Regions from separate parts of the Homo sapiens genome. Here region 1 is linked to region 2. The links are chromatin contacts, found by Hi-C or POLR2A ChIA-PET in ENCODE. All regions are on one chromosome and are shown on one strand. The core of a region is the stretch at or near the end of the contact, and the rest is flanking DNA. Distances in the headings are between cores, read along the strand shown. Region 1 holds the start of DHRS4-AS1 (DHRS4 antisense RNA 1). Region 2 holds the start of PCK2 (phosphoenolpyruvate carboxykinase 2, mitochondrial).

The links. A loop is a pair of places that touch in the nucleus more often than their neighbours do. ChIA-PET counts read pairs that join two places held with the same protein, here RNA polymerase II (POLR2A). Pooled maps may share reads with other maps.
Region 1: a loop to region 2 is called in a map with no recorded cell type, with 10 times the contacts of the local background. The contact joins the promoter of DHRS4-AS1 here to the promoter of PCK2 in region 2. A Hi-C loop is called at or near these places in 1 of 37 single-sample maps with no recorded cell type and 10 of 50 pooled maps. POLR2A ChIA-PET finds 5 or more read pairs at or near these places in 4 of 52 experiments (BJ, HepG2, WTC11 and 1 more).

The regions. Positions count from the first base shown.
Region 1 is chr14:23,953,262-23,957,280 of GRCh38, forward strand. DHRS4-AS1 (DHRS4 antisense RNA 1) reads right to left here and starts at 1,851. Exons shown (of 2, transcript NR_023922.2): 1 at 1,487-1,851. DHRS4 (dehydrogenase/reductase 4) reads left to right here and starts at 509. Exons shown (of 8, transcript NM_021004.4): 1 at 509-655; 2 at 1,774-1,951. The coding sequence starts at 528. RefSeq lists enhancers at 31-230, 841-970, 1,021-1,150.
Region 2 is chr14:24,091,940-24,096,309 of GRCh38, forward strand. It overlaps PCK2 (phosphoenolpyruvate carboxykinase 2, mitochondrial), which reads left to right and starts at 2,372. Exons shown (of 10, transcript NM_004563.4): 1 at 2,372-2,495. The coding sequence starts at 2,467. All of the region lies in intron 1 of NRL (neural retina leucine zipper), which reads right to left. RefSeq lists a silencer at 2,138-2,387 and enhancers at 2,395-3,044, 2,698-2,767.

The sequences.
Region 1 (4,019 bases), core at 601-3,100, 140 kb before region 2:
GCAGCTACTCCCTATCACGTCTCTCTCCCAGGCTCTTCCAGCCTCACCTGGTGGACTCCATGGCGACCACAGGCCTCACCTCCATGGGCAGTCTCAAAACATTTGCCCTCCTGTGGGCTGTCACACACATAGACCCAGACTTTCTTGGAGAAGGAATTCTGAAGAAGCAAAAGCAACCAACTCAAAACCCCCACTTCCCAGAGAAGAAAAGGTGGGCAAGCAGATGCAGAAAGGCAGCAGCCAAAGCCTGCGGGTTCCTGCAAGGGCCAGGGGAGGGGCGAGCCCTACAGGCAACTTGAACGGAGAGCTCACCCGCCAGCCCGGAAAGGCAAGCCCCAGTCAGGCGGAAGGTAGATGGTGGAGGGGCGCCGCGGCGGATGGAGGTGCCCAGGGCCACAGACCGCTCACAGCGGTACCGGGGCGGGGAGCAGGGCGGGCAGGGAATCGGCCCGCCCTTCGTCCTGCCCCTCGCCCTACTCTGTCACCGCCCCTGGGAAGAGTGGAACCCATACTTGCTGGTCTGATCCATGCACAAGGCGGGGCTGCTAGGCCTCTGTGCCCGGGCTTGGAATTCGGTGCGGATGGCCAGCTCCGGGATGACCCGCCGGGACCCGCTCGCAAATAAGGTGGCCCTGGTAACGGCCTCCACCGACGGGTGAGTGCTCCGGCCGGAGTTTCTGAGGCCCTGGCTGCCTGGAAACAGGCACTGGCCTCTCATCCTCGGCCTCCGGTGCCCCTGTCCTCAGACCTTACACGCTGCCAAAGTCTGGCCCTGGAAAAAAGGTAGCCACGTGGTCCGCCTGAAGCCACTCCGAATCCCCTAGCCCTGGACCCTCCCTTGCCAGCCCTCCTGTCCCTGCTACCTCTGGCACAACTGTGCCACCTCTGTGCAGCCCTATCGATCTAGTCTCCCCAGTGTTCTGGGCTGCCCCAGTCAACCAGCGCCACCTAGCGTCTGGGAAGACCAGAAACTGGAAATCCAAGGAAATCTGGATTTCAAAATACTATCCCACGGCCTCCAGCACTTTGAAAATGTACCAGACATTCTATTTGGGCACCGGAAAGTCCCCCGGAACCCCTCCCCCTTACCTAGATGGGACACCAGAGCCATATGTCGAGATTTTTGTTTAGGTCGGTACATCTGGGCCGACCTTGCCCAGCCTGTTTCTCACCCACCATTCTTGTCTATCCTGGTCCTCATTTCTACAGGACTTTGCTAGATGCCAGCTCTTCACAAAACTAAAATACAAATGTAGGTAAAATGCTAATAGCTGACAAATGCAAAATGTGTAACTCTTCCTCCCAAGGCAATATTTACATTTTTGACCGGAGACCATCTTTTCACATGCACCCCAAAAAATAACTAAGGATAGAATTTTGAGAATGATGTAGACGAGTAAGAAAGAAACCTGGGGGCAGGGCTGTTCTGAGTGAGACCCTCAAATCACGGAAGTGGCTGCTGCTGCAAACCCAGCTCATTTCTCACCTCTCAGTCCCAAGAGGGGATGAAGCCTGTCACCCATGGTGGGAACTGTAGAAAGTGATGTCAGTTCTTGGGAACTGAGGCTGTGGTCCAGGTCATAATAAAAACAAGTAAAGGAATGCCAAAAATGGCCATGCCATTAAGCCTGTTTTACACATAGTAGGCACACGTAGGGGTTATATAGAGAAAGAGCCAGAATTCAAACCCGGGCAGTCTTAACTTCAGAGCTCATACTGTCGACCTCTTCCCCTGCACAGGCCTTAGCAGTCTTTGTCTCTTTCTGCTCACAGGATCGGCTTCGCCATCGCCCGGCGTTTGGCCCAGGACGGGGCCCATGTGGTCGTCAGCAGCCGGAAGCAGCAGAATGTGGACCAGGCGGTGGCCACGCTGCAGGGGGAGGGGCTGAGCGTGACGGGCACCGTGTGCCATGTGGGGAAGGCGGAGGACCGGGAGCGGCTGGTGGCCACGGTGAGCTGCAGGGAAATGGGCACAGAGCCAGGAGGTGGAAAACGGAGCCAGCCTGAGCCTCCTTCCCTGCTTTCCTAGACAGCAGCACATTTTTACTGTGTGCCTTTCTATTATGTCCATATACTAACGTCAGAGAATCATCCCATCTCAGTCAGAGAATTTTAAAACATTCTAATGCTTCAACCCTGCATCATCCCTTGAGTACCCCAAAGAAACAGCTGGTACTGGTTCTGCAGTAATTTTCAATCTAATTGAACAGATGTGAAGGGTAAATACAATCACAAAATACATGTTCCCACCCATGAGTTAATAAACATTCCCCTCTTCTTCAGCTTATAGAGTCAAGTCCCTGGGAACCTCAGGAAGCAGCCCACCATGTTTCAGCCACTTACTATGTGCCATTTCCTGTGTTCAGAGCCTTACACAGGTTATCTCTAGACCTGACAACAACCCAAGCAAGGCAAGGACTATTCTCTCAGTCTGCAGACCCTGGCTCAGATAGCTGGAGCAACTTCCCAAGGTCCCACAGCCAGTAAGGAAAGACCCAGACCTCCCAGGCTCCCTTCCTTTATTGGCTGCCTGTGGACTACCGGGTACTGGACTTTAGTCTCAAAGAAAGTATATAAGTCGATGTCAGAATTAGTAGTGGACACCAGCCTTGCAGCTGCTGAAGCAAATATGAAGCATTCACAAAGGAAGCTCCTCTTCCCTTGAGGCTCACGGCATACACTTTATTTCCCAGAGTGGAAGGGAGAATCTACCCAAAAATGGAAAGTACAGGATTCTGCTAACAGATTGGAAGGTTGGCAGAAATAATTTGCATAATCTTAGAAGAGGAGGATCTTAAGCAATAGTAGACAGTAGTATGGTAGACAGAATAGGGTAATTCCATTTTTAAGGAACTGTCTGGCAAATGCTCAAATGTGCATTGGAAAGAGCCAAATATGAGTCCAAGAAAGTCACAAATGTGAGTCCAAAAAAGCTTGGCTTAGGCTGATGGACAGACCCCAAGATTGGGGCCTTGATCCTGATGGTGGAAGGAGCCGTTTGGGAGTCTGGATCAATTAGCACTAACCATATGACATGTAGCAATGTAATGTGAAAATCCTCCCGGAAAAACATCCTGTGGCCCCCACCAGGTTCACTTAACATGGCCTACAGGCCTGGCCCAGAGGTGGTACTTGAGCTAAACCTTAAGGAATGGATGGGAATGGACAGATGGAATAGTGATGAGGTTCCAGATAACTCTGCAAAATGAGCAGACAGCCAAGGAGGAACTGAAGGAAACAGAGGAGCACTGTCAGGCCACAGTGGAGAGCACAGGCTCAGGAGTACTGCTGGGGAAGGGGCTGCATTGGAAAGATAGAGGCCATGGGCCTCCATATCCTTTTTTTTTTTTTTTTTTTTTTGAGACAGAGTTTCATTCTTGTTGCCCAGGCTGAAGTGATATGGCACAATCTCAGCTCACTGCAACCTCCGCCTCCAGGTTCAAGCAATTCTCATGCCTCAGCCTCCCGAGCAGCTAGGATTACAGGCATCCACCACCACGTCCAGCTAATTTTTGTATTTTTGGTAGAGACAGGGTTTCACCATGTTGGCCAGGCTGGTCTTGAACTCCTGACCTCAGGTGATCCACCCCCTCGGCCTCCCAATGTGCTGGGATTACAGGCGTGAGCCACTGTGCCCGGCCATAGCTTCTTAAAAGGATACGTTAAGGACCTTAAAAGGATATGGCCTCTTAAAAGGATATGTTTACACACCCTTGTAGCAAATAAGAAGCCATGTGAGGTTTTGAGCAAGAGAAAGATGGTTATTAGGAAAGCTAATCTGGCTCTGGTAGGAAGGATATACAGAGGAGACACCGAATCCAGGGCATCAGTGAGGAAGCTGTTGCTGTCCTCCAGGTTTAGAGCAGTGGCGGTGGGACTGGAATAGATGTGCCCAAGAGACATTCAGTGGAAACGAACCAAGATTTTCCAACCCCATGTCAAAAAGTGGGAAATAGAGAAGTCAAAAATGACTCTCAAGTAGTTTGTATGACCATTGTCAGAGAGGAGAATGATAGAAT
Region 2 (4,370 bases), core at 1,122-3,621:
TGATTTAGGGTGTTATATGTTGGCATACTTCTGGGGTCCTGCCTCCCTTTTTCCTTGATTCTTCCCTTAGGGTGACCGAGCAAATGACTCTTTAAGCCCGTGTCCACATATGTAAAATATAGTTGTGAAACAGAATGAGATTATGCATGCAGAGTTGCTGACACAGAGCCTGGCACCTACTGTCCATAGCATAAACATTATTCTTCTCTCTTAACTTTCCAAGTGGATTTGCATGCACAGTGTGGGGAGTGGCTTGGTAGGGAGAGGGGTTGGTGTTTGGAGAGGCAGGAGTCCAAGAAGTGCCTTAGAAGCTATCACCTGAAGCCAGGTGAGAGATAAGCCCTGAACTAAGGCCCTGGCCATGGGGATAGTTGCAGACTTGAGGGCTAATTGAGAAGTACAATTCCAAAGGTCCTGGCATCTGATTAGCTATGCAGGATAAGAATAGTCTAGACTGATTCCCTTTGGGGCAACTGGCCAGATGATGGTGCCATTTGCTGAGGTAGGAAACCATGAGAGCAGGTGCAGGATTATGGAGAAGATGATGACCTTCAGGTCAACCATGCTGCCACCAGTGTGCACACCTTTAGGCCCAAAGGTTGGCCAAGAGGTATGTGTTTGCAGCTGGGTAAGTGTGGACAGAGTTTGGATCTATGAACTGGGGGGAAAGAGATCCAAATACATATACCTGAGGTTGAGTGTAGGCTAGAGCCTGAGGGGGAAGAGACGGGGACCAGTAGCAAGCCCGTGGCTGGAGACCAGCTCTCCTTATCCCACTATGTTCCAGCATAGAACTCCAAGAAATCTGAGAATCAAGACTGTTTCTGTTGCAAGTGGCAGAACTCCAATTAAAATTAGCTTGAGCAAGAGAAGAAATGCATCAATTCCTGTAACTGAAATCAGGAATCCATTGCTCGCCATCTCCCTGCTCTGCTTCCTCTAGGCTGGCTTCTGTCTCAGCCAGGTTCCTGCTTTGCAGTGCCAAGCTAACACTCAGCAGCTCCAGGCTTATATTCTACCAGCTCAGCAACTCAGCAGAAAGAGAGCTAACTTCCAAAGTTTTAGAAAAAGTCCCAGAGAGGGATCTCATGCCCATCCTTGAACATCCTTGATTGCTGTGGCCAGAGTGAGGAACACAAAAGTTGGCTAAGCTGCAAGCCTACCCCCAAGAGGGGTGACATCAGACCCACATGACAATACAGACTGAGGAGATGGTTCCCCAAAAGAAAATCAGGGTGCTATTACCAGAAAAGGCGAGTGGATGCTGAGCAGACACCCATCATAGATATGCTGAGTTTGAGGTGCTATATAGCATTGTGGGTGATATCCAGTGGTCTCAGGTTGGAGAGAGATGTCCCAATGGAGGTATAGCTTGAGAAATCACCTGAGGACTTTATGATGGTAGTTGGGTGGGCAGATGAGTTTCCTCATTGGATTGTGGAGAGAAAGAATGACCAGGCCGGGCGTGGTGGCTCACGCCTGTAAATTCCAGCACTTTGGGAGGCCAAGGCAGGCGGATCACGAGGTCAGGAGTTGGAGACCAGCTTGGCCAGCATGGAGAAACCCCGTCTTTACAAAAAATACAAAAAATCAGCCGAGTGTGGTGGCAGGCGCCTGTAATTCCAGCTACTCTGCAGGTTGAGACAGGAGAATTGCTTGAACCCGGGAGGCGGAGTGTGCAGTGAGCCGAGATCGCGCCACTGCACGCACTCCAGCCTGGGTGACAGAGTAAGACTCCGTCAGGGGAAGAGGGGATGTGCCGGGGGAGGAGAATGACCAGATCAGAGGACCAAGGAAGAGACCCAGGGGTAGAGAGACTCCACCATTTCATGGCAAGGCAGAAAGGAGCCTTGATCAGGAGGAGAAACGGGGATTTAGGAGTTGGGGACTAAGTGGACCTTAGCATTGGGCACTTGGACTACAGAAAGGCCCAGGACTCAGGGTGTCGCGTCCCCAGGAGGAGGAACTGGAAAGGCAATGCCCAACCCCCTAACTTCTAGACGTCTGGCCCCTGTAGTCTCCCGCCCCTGGCCTCGCCCCTCGTTCCTAGCTTGTTTGCCACCTAGTGTCTCTCCCGGGAGCAAGAGTCCTCAAAGTTACATCATGTGCGGCTGGGAGGGCGGTGGCGGATGGGGGGCGGGGCCTCGAAGTCGGGGGCCGAAGAGTGGACCCAGTCCTCCAATGGGAGAGATGGGTTTGGCGGTTTGGAGGCAGGGGTTGGGGCGGCGGCTGGGCTGACCTGGAGCCTGGAGCCCCGGGGCCGAGGGAGCTGGCCTGCCAGCGGGGCGGAGGAAAGCTAGTGCCAGCCCTACCAGGTTCCGCCCCCGCGCCTGCCCCCCTCCTTTTTAAGCGCCTCCCGCCAGCCTCTGCTGTGGCTCGCTTCGCCGCGCTCCCTCCTTCCCCGCCTTCCATACCTCCCCGGCTCCGCTCGGTTCCTGGCCACCCCGCAGCCCCTGCCCAGGTGCCATGGCCGCATTGTACCGCCCTGGCCTGCGGTGAGTGACCCCCGGCCCGGGGCCCACCCGCACCTTCCGCTGCGCTCGCCCCCTCGGGGCTGCCAGTGGCGCTCTCCTGCTCTCAGCCTCCGCCAGGTTTCCCATCCTAGGCGGAGGCGGGCAGGGGCGACTGCTGTGGGTCCAGCCTCCCGCGCCGCGCGTCTCTTGGGAGGGCAGCCGGCCGGTGCTCCTCGTTTCCGCCTGCACCTCCCCTTCTCTGCCTCGCTCGCCTCTGACCGCGCGATCTCTATCTGCCACTCTCAGAACTTCCTCTCTCTCCTCGCTCCTCTCTGCTGAGCCAGGTCTCCGCATATCCTCCTTTCCTTCCCAGATACCTCCCTCGGACCTCTAACGGGCTCTCAGCCAGCGCCCCAGGGTACTTCGAGAGGCAGCAGGGCCCTGGGGACAAGGGTACGTGAGCCCCGGGAGACTAAGCTCAGAGCCCCCTAAAGAAGGTGGAAGGTTAAATATCCATTCCCGGCCTCTCCCGGACTGGAAGGACTGGAACCTGGCGGGAAGTCCAGAGCAGCCCGAGGGACCTGGGCCCAGGGGAGGGAGGCAAGCAAGGTGGGAGGAGGGCGCCAAGTTGCCTTCGTTTCTTACATAGCTGGCTTCTTCCTCCGTCCAGGCCTGGAGCCCCCAGGCTCGTCCTGTTTGTCTGCCTGTCCTCTTAGTCTCCTATTTATTCTCTGAGGCCTCTCTTCTCAGCTTTTGTCCCAGAGTCGGAAGTGACCCACATCTGTCGCACAGCCCGTTCCACTTGGGCAGCCCTTGTGGGTGGTCTCTGAAGGAAACGTCCCACTTAGAGGGCTGCAAGAGGGTGTGGGGGCTTCACAAGAGATAACGTGAGCCAGGCTCCAGGGAGAGAGAGGCTGTCCTCAAGACTGTGTGCTTGAAAACTGATGCTCACGGAGAACTTCCCTCTGAGGCAGGAACAGACCCAGGTCCCAGTAGCCCTCCTCCCCTGCCCCTGGGGCCACACTGATCATCTATCCTGCTTTAGCGGAAACCACCCCAGCTTCTACCCCAGACAGACTCAAGCTCCCGTATCCATGCTCTGAGCTTTCTTCCTTCCCCAGGCTAACACCCTCTGAGTCTGAGCTGCCAGCAAGCTGCTGTTCCACCCTCCCACCAACACCAAAGCTCTCTAGGCATGTGGCCTCTAGGAAGAAGAGCCAGGGGAAGCACGGGGTCACGTGGTCCTGGGTGTGGGGGCAGTTTCTGATGGGCGAGGCCTTGATAGAGGAGGAGAGTAACATCCCCTTCATGGTCTTTGCTCTCTCGGGTTTACTCCACCTTGAGTCCAGGCCAATCAGAGCAGACGTTGCTTCTCTGTCTCCCAGGGCCATGAGAGGACAGACAACAGGACGCTGACCTCCTGAGAATTAAGCCCATGAACCCCAGCCAGTGACACTCATTCCCCAGTGGTCAACCTTCCGCAGAGTTCAGAAATACTTACCCGAGGGCAACATTTTATGCAACCATTGTTGGTCCAAGTGGGCAGCAGCAGATCAGGGCCTGGAAGCCCAGCATCCAGTCACCTATTCTCTGTGCAAGAGCCCTCATCTAGAAACCTGGCACTGGAAAGACTGTGACCTTTGCTTGGGGCTTTCATAGTCTTACAGCATACACACCAGAAGGAAAGAATAAACACAGCTGCCATTTTAATTTATAAAAAACTATACTTGAAAATGGAAATAAAATGGATGAGGCTTCAAATACCAGACATATGAAATTGTCACCTGGGCCCAACTTCTTGTCTTGACACTTGGGCCAAAGGCCCCTACTCATTTCTTTTTTTTTTTTTTTTTTTTTTTTTTTTGAGACAGAGTCTTGCTCTGTCGCCCAGGTTGGAGTGCAGTGTCCCGATCTCGG